2 separate regions of the Homo sapiens genome follow, and region 1 is linked to region 2. A link is a loop called in an ENCODE intact Hi-C map of the cell type or tissue named here. Cell type or tissue: HepG2. All regions are shown on one strand. Links, peaks and the distances in the headings refer to the core of each region. The heading gives the core; the rest is flanking DNA.

The links. A loop is a pair of places that touch in the nucleus more often than their neighbours do. Peaks named below come from ENCODE experiments on the same cell type or tissue, not always from the same donor. Only the 100,000 strongest peaks of a DNase experiment are listed, where the experiment ranks them.
Region 1: it touches region 2 in a loop (30-fold over the local background); 9 of 110 quality-filtered maps call a loop at or near these places.

Annotation. Positions count from the first base shown.
Region 1 is chr11:82,487,593-82,499,613 of GRCh38, forward strand. No RefSeq gene overlaps it. Among named protein-coding and RNA genes, the nearest start is that of MIR4300HG, 90 kb to the left of the region's middle. In HepG2, for the core only: a CTCF peak has its summit at 7,522 (motif pointing right); no DNase peak of the experiment used is centred there.
Region 2 is chr11:82,689,976-82,701,996 of GRCh38, forward strand. No RefSeq gene overlaps it. Among named protein-coding and RNA genes, the nearest start is that of FAM181B, 38 kb to the right of the region's middle. In HepG2, for the core only: a CTCF peak has its summit at 5,915 (motif pointing left); a DNase peak (open chromatin) is centred at 5,906.

The DNA of each region.
Region 1 (12,021 bases), core at 2,677-10,676, 200 kb before region 2:
AATTCATTCTTTTTTATGGCTTCATAGTATTCCATTGTGTATGTGTACCACATTTTTAAAAATCTAATCCATTGTTGATGAGCACTTAGGTTGATTTATTGTCTTTGCTATTGTGGGTATTGCTGCAATGAACATACGAGTTCATTTCATGTTGAAATGAAATTGCTGCAATGAACATACGAGTTCGAGTTCCTGTTGGTGGAACATATGAGCCACCAACAGTGTATAAGTATTCCTTTTACTCCACAGTCTCACCAGCACCTGTTACATTTTGACTTTTTAACAATAGCCAGTCTGACCGGTGTGAGATGGTATCTCATTGTGGTTTTGTTTTGTTTTGTTTTGTTTTGTTTTGTTTTGTTTTGTTTTTGAGACAAAGTCTCGCTCTGTCGCCCAGGCTGGAGTGCAGTGGCGCAATCTCGGCTCACTGCAAGCTCCGCCTCCCAGGTTCACGCCATTCTCTTGCCTCAGCCTCCCCAGTAGCTGGGACTACAGGCGCACGCCGCCGCGCCTAGCTAATGTTTTTGTATTTTTTTGAGACGGGGTTTCACTGTGTTAGCAAGGATGGTCTCCATCTCCTGACCTCGTGATCCACCTGCCTCGGCCTCCCAAAGTGCTGGGATTACAGGCGTGAGTCACGGTGCCAGGCCTCATTGTGGGTTTTTTAATTATTTTTTAAAGCTACTTTATTCCAGAGCCCAGGAATCCATCTTAGGTACTGTGAAAAATGAGAAATTACAAGGAAAGTAAAGAGCCAGTCCATTCTTCATGAATTCAAAATAAAAATATGAGGGAGAGGCAGATGATACAAAAAAATTACAAAAAACAAACTAACATTCTGAAGTTTTATATTTACCATCAAGTCATCACATTAAGGTAAAATGCCTTCAAGCTTTATCAACTCCTTTGTATATTCCCAAGGTATTACTTCAAAGGAATAACTTATGTTTTCTTATATTTTAAACCTACTTCAGTTTAGCTATAAATTTTTAATACTGTAAAAATAAACAATACAAAGTTCTAGATTAAATTTTATATTTGCTAATATTTGGGTTTGAGCTCAAATTCCCGCTAACTGTAGAAAGAATTTTATAAAAACACTGTTCGTTTTTTTCTTTTCTCAAGCTATATATTTATCATTATTATCATTAATTATTATTTCAATAGTTTTGGGAAACAGGTGGTTTTTGGTTACATGGATAAGTTCTTTAGTGGTCATCGCTGAGATTATGGTGGACCCATCACCCAAGCAGTGTACAATGTACACAATATTTGTCTTTTATTCCTCAACTCCCTCTCACCCTTCCTCCTGAGTACCCAAAGTCCATTACATTATTCTTATACCTTTGCATTTTCATAGCTTAGCTCCCACTTATAAGTGAGAATATACGATATTTGGTTTTTCATTCTTGAGTTACTTCATTTAGAGTAATGGCCTTCAACTCCATCTAAGTTTCTGTAAAGGTCATTACTTCATTTTGTCTTATGGCTGAGTAGTATTCCATAGAGTATATATATATACCACATTTTATTTATCCATTCATTGGTTGATGGGCATTTATGTTGGTTCCATATTTTTGCAATTGCCAATTGTACTGCTATAAACATATGTGCACATGTGTTCTTTTCATATTTTCATATTTATTTTCCTTTGGATAGCTACCTAGTAGTGGGATTGCTGGATCGAATGGTAGTTTTACTTGATTTCCATTTCTCTAAGGATTAGTGATGTATGTTGAGCATTTTTCCATGTATTTTTTGGCCACTTGTATGCCTTATTTTGGGAAGGTCTGCTCATGTCTTTTACTCCCTTTTTAATGAAGTTATTTGTTTTTGGTTTGTTGAATTAAGTTCATTATAGTTTCTGGATATTACACCTTTGTTGGATGCATAGTTTGTAAATATTTTCTCCCATTCTGTAGATTGTCTGTTTACTCTTTTGATAATTTCTTTTGCTATGCAGAAGCTCTTTAGTTTAATTAAGACCCAGCTGTCAATTTTTGGTTTCGTTGCAATTGCTTTTGAGGACTTAATCACACATTTTTTTTTGCCAAGGTTGATGTCCAGAATGGTGTTTCCTAGGTTTACTTCTAGCATTCTTATAGCTTGAGATCTTACCTTTAAATCTTTAATCCATCTTGAGTTAATTTCTGTAGATGGTGATATGTAGTGGTCCAGTTTCATTTTTGTGCATATGGTTAGCCAGCTTTCTCAGAACCATTTATTGAATAGGGAGTCTTTTCTCCATTGCTGGGTTTTGTCAGCTCTGTCAAAGATCAGATGGCTATAGGTGTGTAGCTTTATTTCAGGGTTCACTATTCTGATCCATTGGTATACATGTCTGTTTTTGTACCAGTACCATGCTGTTCTGGTAACTATAGCCTTATAGTATAGTTCATAGTTAGGTAATGTGATGCCTCTGGCTTTGTTCTTTTTGCTTAGGATTTCTTTGGCTATTTGGGCTCTTTTTGGGTTCCATATGAATTTTAGGTTTTTTTTTTCTAATTCTATGAAAAATGATGTTAGTAGTTTCATAGAAATAGCATTGAATCTGTGGATTTCTTTGGGCAATATGGCTATTTTAATGATATCGATTCTTCCAAGCCCTGAGCATGGAATATTTTTCCAATTGTTTCCATCATCTCTGATTTCCTTCAACAGTATTTTGTAGTTTGCCTTCTAAAGATCTTTCATCTCCTTCGTTAGATGTATTCCTAGGTCTTTTTTTTTTTTTGTAGCTATTCTAGGTGGGATTATGTTTTTGACTGGGCTCTCAGCTTGAATGTTATTGGTGTATAGAAATGATACTGAGTTTTATACATTGATTGTGTATTCTGAAACTTTACCAAAGTCATTTATAAGTTTCAGGTGCCTTTTGATAGCGTCTTTAAGATTTTCTAGTATAGCATCTATCATTGGTGAAGAGAGATAGTTATTTTCTTATTTGAATATTTTATTTACTTATTTGAATGTCTTTTATTTCTTTCTCTTGCCTGATTGCTCTGGCTAGGACTTCCGGTACTGTTTTGAATAGGAGTGATGAGAGTAGGCATCCTTCTCTTATTCCAGTTCTCAAGAGCAATGCTTCCAGCTTGTGACCATTCAGTATGATGTTGGCTGTGAGTCTGTCATAGACAGTTGTTACTATTTTGATGTATTTTCCTTCAATGCCTAATTTGTTCAGGGTTTTTATCATGTAGAGATGTTGGATTTTATCAAAAGCTTGTTCTGAATCAATTGAGATTATCATATGATTTTGTTTTTAATTCTGTTTATGTGGTGAATCACATTTATTGATTTGCCTATGTTGACACGACCTTGCCTCCCATAAATGAAGCTCACTTGGTCATGGTGAATAACTTTTTGTTGTGCTGCTGGATTCAGTTTCCTAGTATTTTGTTGAGGGTTTTTTTTTGTGTCTATAGGCATTAGAAATATTGGCCTGTAGCTGTCTTTTTTCATTGTCTCCTTGCCAGGTTTTTGTATTAGGGCAATGCAAGCTTCCTAGAAATAGTTAGAGAGGAGGCCCTCCTCCTAGATTTTTTGGAATGGTTTAGATAGAATTGGTACCAGCTCCTCTTTGTACATGTTGTAGAATTTGGCTGTGAATCCATCTGGTTCAGGGCTTTTTGGTTGGTAGGTTGTTTTATTACTGATTCAATTTCAAAACTTGATATTGGTCTGTTTAGGGTTTCAATTTCTTCCTGATTCAATCTTGGGAGGTTATGTCTTCCCAGGAATTTATCCATTTCCTATGGATTTGTATGGATAGAGATGTTTGTATGGATAGAGATGTTCATAATAGTCTCTGAGGATCTTCTGTACTTCTGAAGGTTTGGTTGCAATGTCGTCTTTGTCATTTCTGATTTTGCTTATTTGGTTCTTCTCTTTTTTCCTTTGTTAGTGTAGCTAGCATTCTTTTGGTCTTGTTTATCCTGTCAAAGAACCAACTTTTGGTTTTGTTGATTCTTTGTATGGATTTTGGGTTCACAGTTTCATTCAGTTCTGCTCTTATTTCTTTCTTTTCTCCTGCTAGCTTTGGGGTTGGTTTGTTCTTGTTTTTCTAGCTTCGCTAGGTGATATTAATTTGAGATCCTTCTAATTTTTTGAGGTAGGCATTTAGCACTATAAATTTTTCTTGTAACACTGATTTTGCTGTATCCAAAGATCTTGGTATGTTGTGTCTTTGTTCTCATTCATTTCAAAAAAAAATTTTTAATTTCTGTGTTAATTTCATTGCTTACCCAAAAGTCATTCAGGAGCAAGTTATTCAATTTCCATGTAATTATATGGTTTTAAGGGATCTTTGTATTAATTCCTATTTTTATTCTACTGTGTTCTAAGAGTATGGTTGGTATTATTTTGATTTTTTAAATTTGTATTGAGACTCACTTTATGGCCAAGAATGTGGTTGGATTTCAGAGTATATTTAATGTGCAGATGAGAAGAATGTATATTCTGTGATTGATAGGTAGATTATTCTATAGATCAGGCATTTTCAACCCTGGGACTATAGACCACTACCCATCCTTGGCCTGTTAGGAACTAGGCTGTACAGCAGGAAGTGAGTGGCAGATGAAAGCATTATCACCTGTGCTCCACCTCCTGTCAGATCAGTGGTGCCATTAGATTCTCACAGGCGCGCAAACCGTATTGCAATCTCCGCATGCGAGGGATCTAAATTGTGTGCGAACTCCACATGTGAAGGATCTAAGTTGTGCTCCACCTCCTGTCAGATCAGTGGTGGCATTAGATTCTCATAGGTGCGCAAACCCTATTGTGAACTCCACGTGCGAGGCATCTAAGTTGTGCGTTCCTTATGAGAATCTGATGCCTGATGATCTAAGGTGGAACAGTTTCATCCTGAAACCATCACACACAGGTCCATGGAAAAATTGTCTTCCACAAAATTGATCCCTGGTGCCAAAAAGTTTGGGACCACTGCTATAGATGACTATTAGGTCCAATTTGTTAAGTGTCAAACTTAAATCCAGAATACCTTTGCTAGTTTTCTGCCTCAGTGATCTGTGTAACTCTGTCAGTGGGGTGTTGAAGTCTTCTACTACTATTGAGTGGCTGTCTAAGCCTTCTCATAGGTCTAGAAGTACTTATATTATGAAACTGGGTGCTCCATTATTGGGTGCATATATATTTAGGATAGTTAAGTCTTCTGGTTAGATTAAACCCTTTATCATTATGCAATGCCCCTGTTTTTGTTCTTTTTTACTGTTGTTGGCTTAAAGTCTGTTTTATCTGTCATAAGAATAGTGACCCCTGCTCTTTGTCTATTTGTATTATAGATCTTTCTTCAACCCTTTACATTGAGCCTATAGGTGTTATTCTATGTGAGATGCATTTCTTGAAGACAGTAGATAGATGGGTTTGGTTTTTTTTTAATCCAACTTACCACTCCGTGCTTTTTAAGTGGGATGGTTAGACTGTTTACATTCAAAGATAATATTGATATGTGAGATTTTTATCCTATCCTGAAGTTGTTAGCTGGTTTCTATTGTGTGGTTGCTTTATAGGATCTTGGGCTATGTACTTAACTGTGTTTTTGTGGTAGCAGGTATTGTTTCTTTGTTTCCATGTTTAGAACTCCCTTAAGGATCTATTGTAAGGCTGGTTTAGAGGTAACAAATTCCTTTAGTGCTTGCTTGTCTCAAAAAAAAACACATATTTTTGCTTTGCGTATGAAGCTTAGTTTGGCAGGATATTAGATTCCTGGTTGGAATTTCTTTCTTTTTTTTTTTTTTTTTCAAGAATGCCGAAAATAAGCTGCCCATCTCTCGTGGTTTGTAGATTTCTGCTAAGAAGTCCACTGTTAGCCTGTTGGGGTTTCCTTTGCATTATTTGATCCTTTCTCTTTAGCTGTCTTTAAAATTTTTCTGTAGTGTCGACTTTGGTTAAATTAGGTTTAGCCTAAAGCTGCCTTTTTATGCATTTTAAGTTCAGCCAACTACTTTTTCTGTATATAGTGAACTATAACCTAAATGGAGGTATAAACAGACTAACCTACTTTTGTGCCAATCACTGAGTTTTGGCCAATCGAAGGAGGCCATCTGTTCAAACTGTGTTCAAATAAGGCAAACAACAAGCTGTAACTAATAGGCTGTTTCTATACTTCACTTCCATTTTCCATACATCACTTTTCTTTTTCTGTCTATAAATCTTCTTCCACCATGTGGCTGTGCTGGAGTCTCTCTGAGCCTATTCTGGCTTGGGAGGCTGCCCAATTCATAAATCATTCCTTGTTCAACTAAACCCTGTTAAATTTAATTTGGCTAAGGTTTTTATTTTAACACCTTGGATAATCTGGTGGCAATATGCCTTGGTGATGTTTGTTTTGTATAATATCTTGCAGATGTCCTCTGGATCTCTTGCATCTGAATATCTACCTCTCTAGCAAGATTAGGAAAATTTTCTTGAGTTATTCCCTGAAGGATGTTTTCCATAGTGTTTACTATTCCTCCTTCTATCTCAAGAATGCCAATAATTTGTAGGTTTGGTCACTTTACATAATTCCATATTTCTCAATGACAGTTCATTTTTTAATATTCTTTTTTAAATTCTTTATTTTTGTGTCACTATGTTAGTTTGAAACAGCCATCTTCAAGTTTTGAAATTGTTTCTTCTGCTTGGTCCAGTCTATTGGTAAAGCTTTCAATTGTATTTTAAAATTCCTAAGATGAGTTTTTCAATTCCAGAAGTTCTGACTGATTTCTTTTTAAGATGTTTATCTCTTCCTTCATTTCCTGGATTGCTTTAGAAGTTCTTTCTTGATTTTAAACCTGTCTTGGATCTCATTGAGCATCTTTGCAACCATGCTTTGTATTCTTTGCCTGTTATTTCTGCATTTGCATTTTGTTTAAGAACCATTGTTGGAGAGCTAGTATGATCCTTTAGTGTTATTACTACACTCAGATTTTTCATGGTGTCATAATTCTTTCTTTTTTTTTTTTTTGAGACAGAGTCTCCCTCTGTGGCCCAGGCTGGAGTGCAGTGGCGTGATCTCGGCTCACTGCAAGCTCCGCCTCCCGGGTTCACGCCATTCTCCTGCCTCAGCCTCCCGAGTAGCTGGGACTACAGGCGCCCGCCACCATGCCTGGCTAATTTTTTTGTATTTTTAGTAGAGACGGGGTTTCACTGTGTTAACCAGGATGGTCTTGATCTCCTGACCTCGTGATCTGCCCGCCTCGGCCTCCCAAAGGTCTGGGATTACAGGCGTGAGCCACCGCGCCCGGCCTAGGGTGTCATAATTCTTATACTGGTTCCTTCTCATCTGGAAATGCTGACACCTCCAACTTTTGCAATTATTTTTTATTTTGATTTTTTGTTTTTCTTTTTTTCCTATAATATTTTTCCTTTTACCTTCCTAAGGAATTCCCCCCAATTCCTTAGGGGGTGTAACTGTAGAGAATGCTGAGTAGAATCTTTTGGCTTTGCTTTTATAGCTAACACTGCAATTTTGTTGGCAAATTTTATATTAGGCTGTGTGGTTCAACCTATGAGTCAATAGGTGGCACTCGTGGGTAAAAGCTAGGTATATACTGGATCCTTGTTTACTAGGAGAAGCTCTCTGTTGCCTCAGGCAATGGGCTGATTCTTGGGGTGAACAGTAGTCAGAGCTCCCTGCTCAGCTCTGCGGTTTGGGGGCAAGATGGGTGAAGTCAGACTGGGCATGCCCACCTGAAGTTCCCCCATTGACAGGCACAAGCACCAGCACCAAGGGAAAATCCAGTGGCTAGCCACCTAGCACCCAGAGTAGTGCGTAGGCAAGGAGATGGGAAACCTCTTTGGCCCCAAGTCCTCTGCACAGGGAAGAGGGTTGCCTAAAATCCTAAACCAGGAGAGTGGGTGCTCCAGATGCCTGGACATCTGCTAGACATGGGGCAGAGAGGGCCCTGCTGCATCAAGATCTCTTCATAGAAGGGGTGAGACAGCTCAGGCTGCTGATTCAGGTGAACAGGCATTCCAAATGCCTGGAGATCTATCTGAACATGGGGCTGAGAGGACCCCACTGCACCATGATCTCTCTGCAGGAAGGGTAGGGCAGCTCAGGCTGCCAATCAAGGTGAGCAGGTGTCTGAAAATTTGCCTGATTGTGGAGCAGAGAGGACCTGGTGCACCAGCCTCTGCACAGAATAGTGGGATGGGTCAGGCCTTGGAACCAGGCAAGTGTGTGCTTCAACTGCCTGGAGATCTGCCTAGTCATGAAGCAGAGACGGTCCCCTTGCACCCAAATTGCTGCATAGGAAGGGTGGGGCAGCTCAAGCTGCTGATCCAGGTAAGTGTGTGCTCCAAATGTCTGGAGATCTGCCTGGGTGTAAACCAGAGAGGGCCCCATTACACCTGGATCTCTGCACAGGAAGGATGGGATGGCTCAAGCTACCAATCTGGGTAAGAAAATATTCCAAATGCCTAGAGAGTTGGGCCTAAATCAAAGGTAAGGACTCCTGCTAAGATCAGTGACAGAAGCAAATTAAAGCTGGTATTTTGTCAAGCTGCATTTTTAACTCATAAATGCTGTTGATTTTGAAGGAGTAGCCAAAAGTGCTAGAGTGAGCTTGACCTATTTGTCATTGTCGTGTGGGCAGAAAACAAACAAACAAACAAACAAACACTGGGCATATTATCAGAAACCCTCAGTTAATTTTTTATTCTTGCCTCTTACTTGCCTGTAACTGAAGCTTATCCTCTCTGTGAGTTTCTAAGTTTCATCATCTGTAAATGGAGAGAATAATATCCCCACCTCTCAGAATTTATGTGTAAGTTTAAACAAAATAAGGTATATAAAGTGGCTATGATAGTGGCTGGCTCTGAGTAATAAGCAGAAACTATAATAATGACTGCTATCATGTGAGAGTTCCAGGCACAGTATACTTTACATGTGTTTGTACTTAAGGAGGGTGGACAGTCCAGCTCCAGGTTGAATTCTAGGTAAGCCTGATTCTGCAGAGGATACTAGCTCAGGGTTAACCAACTGAGAGATTCATCTCAGTTGGTTGTTGATCATGCTACAGGGCATAAAACATGTATAGAGGATAGAGGATTTCAAAAACTGAATGCTGTTCTCACCTATGCCATCACCAGTTATAGAGCAATGATTAGATGTCAGATGCCTTAAATGCATTGCTGCACTTAATCTTCTCCACAATTGTAGGAGGTAGATGTTATTGTCCCCATTTTACAGATTGAGGAAATATGTTCAAAGAAGTTAAGTAATGTGCGCAAAACCACATGAATATGGCAAAACAAAGACTTTAAACTGGTCTGTTGACTGCCAGCCCCATGCTCTTCCTGTCCTTGCTGTTTTTTTCACAGAGTGTTGCCCCACAATTTGTGGGATGCACAGCCCTTTATGTACATGATACTCTTTGATTCTGCCAAATTTCCTATGAAATAACCAAATAAAGAAACTGAGACTCTGGACATTTAAGTAGCTTTCTTAAGGTCACAAAACCAGTAAACAGCAGTTCAGGAACCCAAACTTCTGTCTTCTGACTCATATTCACTATGCTTTCCTACAAAGGAGTAACCACCCTCTGGCCAGACTAAACAGAATAGAAATATTAAGGAAAAAACTACTTCTCCAACTTAGTGTTATCAATTTATATGAAACTTCCTTCCGGTGCAGTAGTTATAGGAGCTATTCTTATGTGAGGAAAAGATTATTACATATTATATATTAATTTCTTCCCAACTTTCTCTTAGGATTAGAAGAACCTAAATAATATATGCAAAACCATGCATTTGCCAAAGAGCACACCTGTGATTGAAGGAATCTGCTAGTAAATCATGAAGCTGTAATATTTTAAGGTGATATTTTATTTATTCAGAAGATGAAACTTTGTTAAAACTATGGAGATTTGTATAAAAATGTAAATATGTGTTAAATGCAATGTTAGCCAGCTGTATTATGTCAAGTAAATTGTAAATGTCTAATATTCAAAAACAGCACCTATTCCATTTGTTTGAAAAGTCTACTGAGCATTTATTGAGATGGTCATTGTCTTAGGCAGTGGGATACAAGGGTGAATAAGTCATGGTTGCACCTTCAAGGAGTTTCTGGCCCAGTGAGGAAAAATGACTTATAAATAAATGAGTGTAATAAAGTATGTGTTTCATTTGCCTTCATTATCATACTAGAAAGAGGTACACAATGTATGAAACAGCCAGTTTTATGCAAAGATACAAGTAGACTTCAGAAAATAAGCGATGCTCAAGCTGAATCTTGAAAAGGGGATAGGTATCGCCAGGTGGACAAGGAACTACAGGTGGCTATGGGTGGGTCAAAGAGCATTATATCCTCTTTTTTCCTGAGTACTGCAAATGGTGTCATGAGAATGTAGTTTAGGAACAAAGTGAAGCATGTGTGGTAAGGTGATATAAAGTTATATTTAAAAAAACTATAGTGACAGCAATAAAGATAAACAGATGAGCATGTGTCTGTGAGAGGAAGGGGACATAAAGTTTGAGGCCTGACTATATGTGAAGGACAAAAGGGAAAGCTTTCTGCTTTGGTGGCTTGAGGATGGATATAACTGAGATAGGGAATAAAGGAGGAATATATTTATGGGATAGGGCATCAAGTTCTCTCCAGGATGATGGGCTTCAGAGGCTATGTGAAATCCATATGAGGAAGGGAAGTAGGCAGCCAGATAAATGTAACAGGATCTCAGAAGATAGGTCCAGACTGGAGATACAGCATCATATTTGATGGTTGATAAAATCTCTTGATAGATAACTTTGCCCAGAGAGGGTAGAGAGAGTGAAAAGGGAAAAAGAGCTGAGGACAGAGTACTAAGTACCAATACTAAAGAAAAGGCATAGGAGTCAGAAAGATGAAAAGAAACCCTGGAAGAAGGTGAAAAGGAAAGGTCATATAGGTAAAAGAAAACCAAAAGAAAGCAGTGTCTTAAAAGCCAACAGAGAAAAGAGTTTTAAGAAAAAAGAAGGAGCAGTCAGCAGTTCGAAATTTCAGAGCAAGCTTAAAGAAGAAAGGAACTAGGAAGAGGAAACAAGACTTGCACAGAATACAATTTAAAATTCCATGTAATAGTCAGACAAAAGATGATGAGAATCTTCACTAGGACAAGAATAAAGGAATGATGAGGATGTAAGAAATGGAAGGGAAGTTGAGGAGTAATAACATGCCTTGAATTCTTATTGGATATGAGGGTTATGTAAAGGTACAGCCAAGGATGATCCTACCAACATTTGTGGGCTATGTGACACAACTCACCAAAATAAGAAATACTGAAGGAGCTGGTCTGGTGACAAACATGAGCTGAGTGTTGGATGCTTTTTTTTTAAGTTCCTGGGGTACACCCAGGATAGCTTCTATAGAAATAAAAAGTGGAAGGGTATTGAAAAGAAAAGAAGTAGCTGTAATGATGTACCACTGGTCTAAGGTAACTAAAGAAAGAATTGAAGTCACGAAAGAAAATACTGGAGGAAAAAAAAGCAAAAGAAAGAAACTGAAACCCCAAGAGAGAATAAAAAACTAGAGTGATAAGGTAGCATCATTGCAGTTTAACATTTCAAGAGTTGTAGTTATACCTGTAATCACTGCCATATGACTTTGGGAGTGAAATAGGTGGAATAAAGGAAAAATTTATTGGGGTCCATAAGGACAGGAAGATTTGAGGCTAAAATGGATCACCCACTTGGGTATGGAAATTATGTAGGATGACAACAGGAATTGGAATAGAAGTGAAAATAATGCCTGGGAGCAAATGTTCCTGATGAATATGAGGGAGTGACTGGGATTTCAGGAAATAGGAGCCACCCAGAGACAGACAGAGAGAGAGAGAGAGAGAGATAAGATATATAGATAGATAGATAGATAGACAGACAGACAGACAGACAGACAACCACTATCATGAGCTTCATATATGGAGGTGTTTTATGAAAGGTGGGAAGTAAGAGTGGTGGTTTGTATGTGACAATGAGAAAAAGAATAATGTTGACAGAGGCTCCAAGAATTTTAGGCACATGACTTAAGAGAACAGTCTCTGC
Region 2 (12,021 bases), core at 2,109-10,108:
ATCTGGACCTGCATTTTAACAAGGACTCCAGCTGCTTTGTAGGCACGTTGAAGATTGAAAAGCACTAGAACATGCTTAACAACAAATCACAAGGGGATCCAACCCTGGGGTCAGGTGGGTTGCAAATTGCTCATTGGCCATTTGTTAGACAGTTGACACATACGTACAACTCAGTTGGTACTAGACCAGGCGCTTATATACATTATCTTACTTAATCATCCTAAAAACCCTACATGGTAGGCCCTGTTATCCTCATTTTTTAGGTGAGAAATCCAAGGCTCACAGAGTTATAGTAACTCACCAAAGGCCATTCAGCTTTTAATAAGCAGAGCTGGGATTTGAACCTGAAATTGTCTCTCCAAAGCACACGCTCATTCCACTGCAGCATATTGCTTAAAATGAAGAGCAAATCAAAGGCGCAGCCAAATTTAGGAAAACTCATATGGGCAATTAGCTGAAAAATGGAGTTTGGTGTCCAAGAATATCTGTAGTGGGATTCAGAACATGTCACTGAATCAGGTTTGTTCCTCCAAGCCTTAATCACATTAGATACCTGCCATTACATTTTTACAAGACAGCAGGTTCGGCTACTCTCTACTGCACACATAGTGTGGCATCTGGCATCTGGCTGGCTCTTGGGATGGCGTAGCCTGTGTTCTACATTAGGTGGGAGGCACCCTGTGCTATTTGTAGCAGTTACAACCCTGTAATGAGTAAAATATTCCCTTGGAGTAAACTGTTCACCCATGTGCAGTAAACAGAACCGGAACAGCTGCTGCAGGGTATGCCAAGCAGTGCCATTTATGTACCATCAGGTTCCCTAGAATTTTGCAGGTAGCAATAATAATCACAGCAAACTCTTGGAAAGTGCCTTGGGGTCTGCAAAGAACATTGACATTTGTTGTTTTATTTGATCTTTACAGAAGCCCCAAGAGTGAGATATTTTACTGATGAGAAAACAGATTCAGAAAGATTGATGGTTTATCCAAGACCACACAGCTAGCAGGTGGCCAAGCATGTACCCAAACCCAAAATCTGATTTTTAAATCCTGTGGTGTATAGCCCGACAGTGAAAATGAAATGATTTAAGAGTTGAGCTCCAAGCTGGGCGCGGTGGCTGATGCCTGTAATCTCAGCACTTTGGGGAGCCGAGGCGGGCATATCAAGAGGTCAGGAGATTGAGACCATCCTGGCTGACACAGTGAAACCCCATCTCTACTAAAAATACAAAAAATTAGCCAGGCATGGTGGCGGACACCTGTAGTCCCAGCTACTCAGGAGGCTGAGGCTGGAAAATGGCATGAACCTGGGAAGCAGAGCTTACAGTGAGCCAAGATTGTGCCACTGCTCTCCAGCCTGGGTGACAGAGAGAGACTCTATCTCAAAAAACAAAACAAGAAAAAAAGTGGAGCTCCAAAGCTGTAAGAATCAGGGATAATTTGTGGCCCAATGGAGGGAATTTAGTACTTCTGAACCAGAATATGCATATAATTTTTTGAGAGAAGACAAACCATTGGTTTCCAATGCCAGGGACAACCCTTTCCTCCTCATTCCCTGAAGTCTTTACAATAAACTAGTTCAACTAGAAAGAAGAATAATAAAGTTTCCACAGACAACAAAGTTGGTTCACAAACCCCCTAACTAAACTCAGAAGGATTCTCAAGGTTAGTTCTTCAACCAAAAGCTTCTTTGTTACATAGAAAACCAGGTTTCCCCCTCCCCCAGTCCTCTGGCTTTACCTATAAATGTGTAAAGCAGTTAACAACATCTTTCTACTGGGGCACTTTTTACTGCACTATTCAGCTCTGCAGCCCAAACACATCTCACTGTACAACTGTACAGGCTCCATGGTACTCCTATGCTTTTACGTCATTCTCAGCAAATGTTTTCATAGTTATCACCATATGCCATTAGCAGTGTTAGTTACCATGCACCATGTGAAAGTGGCATTCACTCATGAATGAAAAAGTGGTGTGGGTTCACTCATTCCAGTCTGTTTTGTGCTGCTATTACAGAATACCTGAGACTGGGTAATTTATCAAAAACAAAAATTGACTTTCTCACAGTTCTGGAGGTTGGAAAGCCCAGGATCAAGGCACTGCCATCTTGTGAGAGCCTTCTTGTTGTGTCTTCACATTGCAGAAGGGACAGATGGGTTAAAGAGGGATGAACACTGTATCCTTTCATGGCAGAAGAGAGCAAACCCATTCCTGTAAAGCCTTTTTATAACAGCATGAATCCATTCATGACAGCCGTCATGATCTAAATACCTCCCATTATGTGCCACCTCCCAAGACAGTTGGAGATTCAGTGCCCAACACATGAATTTGGGGAAACACATAAAGGCCATAGCATATGGCATATCTAACAGGGGCCTGAAGAAAACATCAGCAGGAGCAAGTGTATGAGTGCACAAAACTAGAACTGGACTGCCTCCAGGGTGGCTGTCATATGTCTCCAAGCCAGAGAAATCTTTAGATGTTTGAATGGTTAGTTTGCATTAACGGGTATGCCACCAGCACTGTCAAATGAACCTGAATGGCCTGTTATGGGGGGACTATCAAATGATTCCCACTATAGAATGAGTTATTTGGGTTGACTAAAGATAAAAAGGAAAGCCTTACTGTATTGAACTGGGTACTTGGTGGAATTGTGTATACATACCCAATCAAGGAGAGTTCCCAGAAACAGTGGAGATAACTGGAAATGCAAGGCTGTAGTCACTCAAAGGTAGCTTGCTCTCCTGGCATGGTTATGCAAGAAATGAGGGCATCAGGAAAGAACTTCAGGCAATATGCTTTGGTCCAAAGAATGTTGAATGACTGGGCAAGCCCCTCCAACTGGGCAAGTGGATCATGGCCTTGAATTTGCTCTTGTGTAGTAAAGGGATAAAGAGCCTGTTTCATCCTCAAAGAAGGATAATAGACCTATCTCCACTGGTCATTCGGGGGGTAAATAACTTCTTTCATTCTCACTATGGTTGTTTTGGTCTGCCTGTGCTGCTATAACAAAATCTAAGACTGGGTAATTTTTAAACAATAGAAATATATTTCTCACAGTTCTAGAAGCTGGAAAGTTCAAGATTAAGGCTCTGGCAGGTACTGTGTCTTGTAATAGCCTTGTCTCTGCTTCCAAAGGTGCTTTTAACACTGACTTTTCACACAGTAGAAGAGACAAAGGAGACAAAAGGGACCTAGCCAGTTCCCTCCAGCCCTTTTATTAGGTTGCTAATCCCATTTATGAGGGCTTTGTCCTCATGAATTCATCATCTCCTAAAGTTTCCACCTCTTAAGACTATCACATTGGCCATTAAGTTTCAACATACAAATTTAGGGAAGGGGGCACATTTGGACCATAGCAATGAACAAAGAGCCCCAAAAGAGTTCCTCTTGAGAGTCCTAGACAGTGGCTTGAAATGCAAACTCATCACTATATTTGATATACAACTCCTCACCAAACCCAGCCACAGGAAGCCTCATTAACACCCACCTGCTAAGCACTGCCATAGAATCTGCTGGAGGCAATGGAGAAAATGTTGTAAGCCCCCAAGGGCAGAGAATAGATAGGCCCTTCATAACCTATTAATACATCCACATACCTCTTCCCATGCTGTCTCACTCCTCTCCAACATGTACCTTCTTCAGAGTGTTCATGTCCTCTGAGTTTGTCCTACACATTTCACACCTTGCTGCAGTGACTTCCTCACCTTGAAATGCTCTCCGTCCTCACTTCTGCCTAATTAAACCCTACCTATCCTACAAAGTCTAGCGCAAGCCCATCTCTTGCCCTCGCCCCTGCCAATTAGGAAGATCATTCCCTGGCTATACAATTAGAATAACTGAATTTGCTTAACCTACTTCAAAGCACAGTTTTCCTTTTTTAAATATTCACTGAGCACCTACCATGTGCCAGGCCTTCTGTCAGGGACTAAAAATATCACCCTAAATACTTACTGTGCCCTCAAGGAGCTTATGTTGGTCATAATCCAATAAGATGAGGAACGCATCTTACAAAAAAGGCAACGGATGTTTATAAATGTTATCTTGCCTATTCAGGTTCACACAGCTAGTTAACAGGATAACCAAACTTCAAATGCCTTTCTTTTTCTAAACAAAATGCTACCTTCCCATAGCCTAAATTTTCAACTTTTCCTCGTCTACCTTTCAGCAGTATGGGGCTCATAGGCTCCTGCCTTTGCTTTAGACTTTAATGTAGCTTTATATTTCAGTATACAATCTGATTTGAGCAATAGGCTTGGTGGTGTGGCCAAAATTAGCTAAGTAATAAAGGAACAAAATGGCAGCCACTCAACGAGTGCTGGCCATATTGAATTAAATCAAATAGTTTCAATAATTTGGTTTCAGGGGACTCGGAAAGGAAAATTCAAAGAGCTGGACCACTTCAAGTCTCCAGCTGTATCTAATCAGTTCAATTCAATTTAATTCAATTCAATAAGCCTTTATTGGCTATCTATGATGGCAGGGCACTGTGCTAGGATGGATTATACAAGTACGAACCTGAAGGACTAAAGAATATTTAGATAGAACTAATCTTAAGTAAAAGTAGCTGCTTCCATACCTGGTGGTTAGATACTGCCTGCTTACATGAATGAATGAATGAATGAATGAATGAATGAGTATTTACGTTCCAATTACTACATTTGCCTTTTTGTTTGTTTGTTTGTTTTGGAGACAGTCTCACTCTGTCGCCCAGGCTGGAGTGCAGTGGCATGATCTTGGCTCACTTCCACCTCTGCCTCCCAGGTTCAAGCAATTCTCGGGCCTCATCCTCCTAAGCAGCTGGGATTACAGGCATGAACCACCATTCCCTGGCTAATTTTTTTTATTTTTAGTAGAGACAGGGTTCCACCATATTGTCCAGGCTCATCTCGATCTCCTGACCTCAAGTGATTCACCCGCCTTGGCCTCCCAAAGTGCTGGAATTACAGGCGTGAGCCACCGCGCCTGGCCTTCATTTGGATTTTTAAAAGAACAAGTGTTCTGATCACATAGATTTTTATTTGAATTCTGGCTGCCACTTACCACTGAGTGTGAGCTCGAGCAAGTTGTGTAACCCCTCTGTTTCCTAAACTATAACAAGGTGATAATACTGCCTACGCCTCTTTTACAAAGAGTCTCTCAAACACTTTAAAGAACCAAAGTTTTGAGAAAGTAAGGGAAAGGTTCGTGCTAGCTACAGAATTAAATGACAGATTTTAAATCTCTACTTACCCCTTCTTTCCAGGTCTTTGAGATCTGGTCCTGAGATCTTGGACTGGTACAGAATACTATCTCCAAAGCTAACTTGCTTTATGACTTTGGTCAAATCCTTTCATCTCTCCAAGGCTTAGTTTTTCATCTATAAAATGGGGAAAGTAATAGTAGCTAACTCACAGAATTATTGTGAGGGCTAAATAAGATAATACAGGGAAAGCTCCCCTCCCAGTGCCCAGCACAGAGTAGGCACTCAATGAATGATACTTCCCTTCTCTTATACTGTCTCCTCTTTGCTGCTCAACCCTAACACAGTAGTCTCTTAGTTTAAACTCACTCTGACCTTTCCAGTAGGACCTTCCAATCCACATCTAGTAAATGCTCCTGTCTGCACCAAAGCAACAGCAGTGGCAGAAGGCTCTCCCTGCAACTTGAAGTCCACCACCTTTTATAACTGGAGGTGCAACCACCCAATAGCACAGCAGCCGCATCCTGGGCCACCTAATTGCCAGGGAGACAGATCCTGTACCAGCTGCAGGCAGTAAAAGAAGAGGGACTACCTAGGGCCCTCTTTAACCCAAAGAGAACCAACACAGCTCTGCCCCGCCTGGCGCAGTTCAGAGTAAACACACAGGCAAACTCCATCTGCTGGGAGAGGGTGAATCTACAGCCAGGTCCCCAGAGGTGCCTGTGGGCTCCGGGTGGATGCTGCAGGGAAGGTTGACTCCATTGCTGAGCTCACAGTGCCATCTGATGGGAACTGTGTGCCAACACAGCTACTCTAATCCCAGCACCAAAGCCATAATAGTCTGGGGTTGGTGGGGGGAGCATTACCCCTTTTTTAAAATTATTGAAGAATATATTCCAGTCAGACTTACCCCACTGGTGAGTTGGAATTTGGGAAGTACAGGGCAAAAGCTATGCGGTGCAGACCTGAATTAAAATCCTAGAGTTTAAAACCTACTGACATTAGCCTGGCATGGTGGCGGGCACCTGCAGTCCCAGCTACTCGGGAGGCTGAGGCAGGAGAATGGCGGGTGAACCCAGGAGGCGGAGCTTGCAGTGAGCCGAGATCGCGCCACTGCACTCCAGCCTGGGCGACAGAGCGAGACTCCGTCTCTAAAAAAATAAGAATAATAAAATAAAACCTACTGACCCGGGTAGCCTAGGGCAAGTTATTACTTACACCTTCAGAATGGAGATAACCGTACTGATCTGGCAAGGTCTGGGACAAAATTAAATCAGTGACTGTATATAGAACATCTGAAACTCAGCAAATATTTGTTCGCTTCTTCCCTGACCAGCATGAACTATCAGTGTGAGCTCTTTGTGTAGACAGACTTCTGACTCAAAGCAAAGATGGCAATGCTGAAATTAGTCGGTGGGTCCCAATTTTCATAAAGCTTTTCAAGTGTTAAAAGAACACCTTCCATTCCTGTCTTCATAATACGCCATCCCCTCAGAGGTCCCAGAGATCCAAGTTAAGAACCACTTATTAAGACCCTTTTTGTGCCTTCTAGCTCACTGTGACAGGCCACACAAGAATTCATGTAGCTCATAAGAGAGAGCTTAAGTGTCAAGGTTTCAGCATAATGATTTTGTGAAGACAAACATAATTTTTAAAAGTGATGCAGACACAGCCCTGGAAACTGCCCCCAGGCACTGGGTGCTGGGTGAGCCCATCGTGACAATGGGTTGAAAACAACCCAAGAGGGAGGAGGATTTGAAATCACAGTGGAGTTTTGGTATCAATACACAGCGTGAAGGCTAGAAGGAAACTTCAACACCAACCCTCCCAATCCTTCATTTTACACAGGAGTAAACTAAAGCCCAGAGAGGATAGAGCTTTTCAAAGATCATATTGAAATTAGTGGCAGAGCTAGGGACAATACCCAGATCTCCCAAGAGAGTGAAACCTTTTAATACATGAAAAAAGAAGACATTTCAAGTCAACAGAGAAAAGACAAACTTAGTCAATAAATAGCGTTGGAATTACTGGTTGGCCACTTTACAAAAGGAAATTAAGCTAGATCCCTACCTCACTTTCTGTGCCAAAATAAACTCCAGATAAATTAAAAGGTGTAACTACTAATTGTTTACTGATTATCAATTTTATTTTTAATAATTATTAGTTTTATTGTTAATCATTATTAATTTTACTTTTAAGGAAAGATGTAGAGTAACAGTATAGTGTATACATTTTTTCAAAGTATGTATGCCATAAATTTAAATTTTTTTCTTTGAAAAAAATATGAGAAATCGGTGATAGGTAAACCTCTTGAGAGAGGGATGGTAGGAGAATACTGTGTGGGTGAGAAAGAGAGACATTGTTTAATATTTACATTCTATATTGTTTACTTTTTAAAATCTTATGCATGTATAATATTTTCTTAATTGTGTTAACCTCTGCTAACATAGAGATTCTCTGGGTGTTAGGCGGATTTTGTTAGTTTGTTTTCTTCCTTATTCTTTTCTGTTTTAAACAAATAAATATTATTTCAGGAATTTTTTTTAATTTGCTTTAAAAAACTAAAGAAATAAAATCACAGAAATACAAGAAAAGAATGGGTTAATAATTTTATAGTATTGGAGTGGAAAACAACTTTCTAAGCATGGTATAAACCCCAGAAGTCCTAAAGGAAATGACTGATAAATCTGATCACACAAAATGTTTATACTCCCACACAAGAAAACAAGTTAAAAGACACAAAGGACTTAGGGGAATATTGGCTATACATCTGCTAGACAAAGGGCTAATTTTCTTGCTTATCAAATGAGCTTTTCCAAATCATAAGGAAAAGCCATCCCACCCAATAGAAATGCTAATGTCTCATACACAGATTTTAATATGTTTGATTACGTTCACAATTGAGTAAATACAAATTAAATAAAAATTGGGATAGCACTTTACATCCCTATCAGTTTGGCAAAATATTTAAAGTTTAATGAAATTCACTGTTGTCAAAGATAAGGGGAAATAGGCACTTGCATACACTGTGGGAGTAAAAATTTGTCCAAGTTTTAAAAGAAGAATTTGGGAACATCTACTCCCCCAATTCAAAGTGCAAATACCAGCATCTTTTTTGTTTTTATATATACATACCGCTATGGTCTGAATGTGTTCCCCAAAATTCATACATTGAAACTTAATCACCATTGTGACAGTATTAACAGGTAGAGCCTTTAGGAAGTCATTAAGTCATGAGAGCAGAGGCCCTTGTGATGAGATCAGTCCCTTTATAAAAGGGCTTGGGGGGAATAGGTTTACTCTCTCCTGTCCTTCTACCATATGAAGGTGCAGCTTTCAAGGTGACATCTTGGAAGCAGAGACCAGGGCCCCCACTAGACATCAAACCTGCTGGTGCCTTGATCCTGGACTTCGTAGCCTCTAGAACTGTCAGGGAAATAAATTTCTGTTTTTACCAAATGACCTAGTCACAGGTATGTTGTTATAGTGTTACAGAAACACAAACGAACTAAGACACACGGTCTCATGTGGAGGTCCAGAATCTCTTTCCTGAAGCCCTGCCCCAACTTTCTAAAAGTCCAAGGGCTCCACAGTCAGAAGGTGAGGGTGGGCGCCAGCCCTGCTCACAGCTTCCAGCAAAAAGAGAACTGAAATGGGATGTCTGTTCCTCCAGTGCTTCTCATTCACTACAGCTCCAATCACTGTTGAAGGCTAGTTCTGGAGTGTTCCTCGGATGAATCTTGCCCCACTGCTCCTGTTGCCCTTATGATCCCTATTTCAGTCATTGGCATTCTTTGAGAGCATGAAATGTCCATATCCAAGAGTCAGCACAATGAAGAGGGCTTCTCATCACACTGGGTCTTTGAGGTCAAAACTTAGATTTCGTCACACAGCCACTTCACTTCTGTAGACAGGTCTGCAGGCTGCTTCACAGTGGCAGAGGTGCAGGCCCAGAGTCTGCCCTTCACAGGCTGGGAGTGGTGGGGTGGTGGGGCTTCTGGTACTTGTGGAAACATGACCCAGGAAGGCTCAGAGGTAGGGAAGGCAGTGTCCCAAGTGTGGTAACAGACCTGGTCCCTACCAGAGTGGCTGGTGTGGGACCCTTTCCAGTGACCTGTGGTTCTTTGAAAATCTATGAGTGTTACAGCCAAACCAGAGGCGTTCATCCTACTATCACAGACTCTGCTGTTCTCTCAGCTCTCTCAGAGCTACTTCCCCAGAGAGCAAGAGTGTTGTAAGAGGGCTGGGTTCTGGAAATTCATTAGGCCGTAGATAAGATAGACAAGGCCGTCAACATCCACCCCAAAACCTCTCCTTAACTCTGAATCTCAGGGAGAAAATGAGTGCAGGAAGGAAAGTTGGGAGATGTAGAACTCCCTGCCTCCAGATGAGCTTCTTACAACCATTGGCCTAACCCCTCCCCTGAACTTCCCAGTGACTCCATTACACCTTTTATCCAGGATAGGATCACAGCCTGGTACACATGTGCAGATTTAAGATGTGTCCCTCAAGATGTGCCTGTTCATGGTTGTATCAGTTGGCAGCTGCTTCCACTGAAGAAGAAAAAAATAGATACCCTATGGTAGGGCTCCCTTATACCAGCGATGTGATTTGTGCTTGAACAAGTGCACAAAGACAGCCATTGTAGCATTGTTCGTAAGAGTGAAAAATGGAAACAACCTAAGTGTCCATAAATATGAGACTGATTAAATAAATTACAGTATATGCATCCCATACAGTGCCTTGCAGCATTAAAAGCAATGAGGTAAATTTATGTTTACTGATGTGGAAAGATGTGTAAGATTCTTTAGTGTGTGAGAAAAAGCACACTGCAAAGCACTATTAAAATATGTTCCTTTATCATTTTAAGAGATTATCTACATTTTTTATTTTGACTTCCTTGTGTTATCCTAGAAAAGAGATTATCTATAAATGTAACAAAGACTATATGCCAGGCACTGTAATTCCTTTATACATAACTCATCTAATCCTCATAACAACCCTGTGGGGTAGGTGTTCACTTTACTTATAGGAAAGCCACGGTGTAGGGAGGTTATGTAACTAGGATAAGCTCATAAAGCTATAATAGCAGAGACTAAGAGTTATCATTGGAACCCAGGCAGGCTGGCTCCAGATCCTTGCATCTAAGCACCACACTGTTCTGCATTTTTCTGTGCAGGTGTGTATGCCTACATCTGTCTGGAAAGATACCCAAAAAAACTCTTAATACTAGTTACCTCCAAGGAACTGAAGGAATGAATGCAAAGAAAACGTTTACCTTCTCACTATATGGCTTTCTGTACTACTTGACTATTTTTATAATGAGCATACATTACCTTTACAATATACATTGTGTGTGTGTGTGCGTGTGTGTGCGCTTAAAGCGAGTCAGTAGACTTGGACTGATGGAATCATCCACCTTAGGCCTAATCTCACTGATACTCCCTACACTCATACACTAAAATTCTACTCAGGTTTTATTCATTCATCCATTAACATTTAAGCCCCACTGGGTACCAGGCATGGTCATTGGATGCACTACCCTGTTGAAAACCTTCAGTGACTTACTATCAGCCATGACTGTCTGTGATCCAGGCCCTCCCCACCCCAAACCCTTGCTACTTCACACTCGAACTGTATACTTTGGCAATGCCAAACTGTTAATCATTCCCTGCTCACCAGTGTCTGGTACTATCTTCCTTTCTGCACCTTCTTCATGGAGTACTCTCATCCAGCCATCCTCTCCCACCCTCCGATGCTGAACTCCTACTCATCATGTACTGACTCAGTTGAAGAAGCATCTCAGACAGGAAGCTTTCCCCAAGCTCATCACCAACACCCTTCCCCATCGAAGGTGACTTTGGTGCCCCTCCACCTGCTCCCATAAACCCTGCCTGAGTCTCAGTCCTAGGGCTTCACACATTGTTTTAATTGTCTACTCTGTGCACTTGTCCTCTTTGACTCCATGAGGGTGCTGTGTTCATCTTTGTTTTTCAGGCAACTAGCATAGGACCTAGCATAATGTATATGCCCAAAAATGTTTTGAAACTAATAATAGAGAATATTAAAAATAATAGCTAGGACTTATTAAATCCTATCATATGCAATATATTAATCTTAACCCTTTATATTTATTAGCTCTCAATTAATCCTCACAACAGCCCTGTAGTTAGGAATTAGAAAAATCCTCTTTTCCAGCTGAAGCCATTTTAAAGCACAGAGTGATTAAGTCATTTGTCTAAGTGCACACAGCTGAATAGCAGGAGTCAGAAATAGGCCCAGGGATGTGACCCCAAAACCCGGACCCAGCCCCTGTGCAACAGTCGCCTCTTGAATGGAAAGCTCAGTACCACCATTCAAAGCTTGGTTTTTAACTTCTCTCCAGCCTCCCCTGATCACTCTCTAATCTTTGACTTAGAAATGAAGCACCCATGAAACTTTTATTGTATGAGGCACATACAGGTGCCATTTCCTTGTTCCACCAAAGCTTCCTAAAGAGGACTCCAGATATTGCTCATTTCTGTTACCCTGGTGATCAGCCTAGAGCTAAAAACCCAAGAGCTGGCACTAAGGTATTTTCTGAAGCAAAGAAGAAAAGGAGTGAGAGAAGGAGCAAACAATAAGTCTTCCATCCTCCACCCCCTTTGTCACTGCCAACATGTACTCACATGTGTACATGCACATGTGTGTGTGTGCACACACACACAGCCCTTGGATCTCACCTCTTCCAAGTATTTCAGTGCCAGGGGAAAAAACCCCTTGAAAATAGCATCTCATCTTCTTTCCTATGGTTTTCTTTATAAAGAAAACCAAATGGTCCTATCATTCTGCCACAATTCC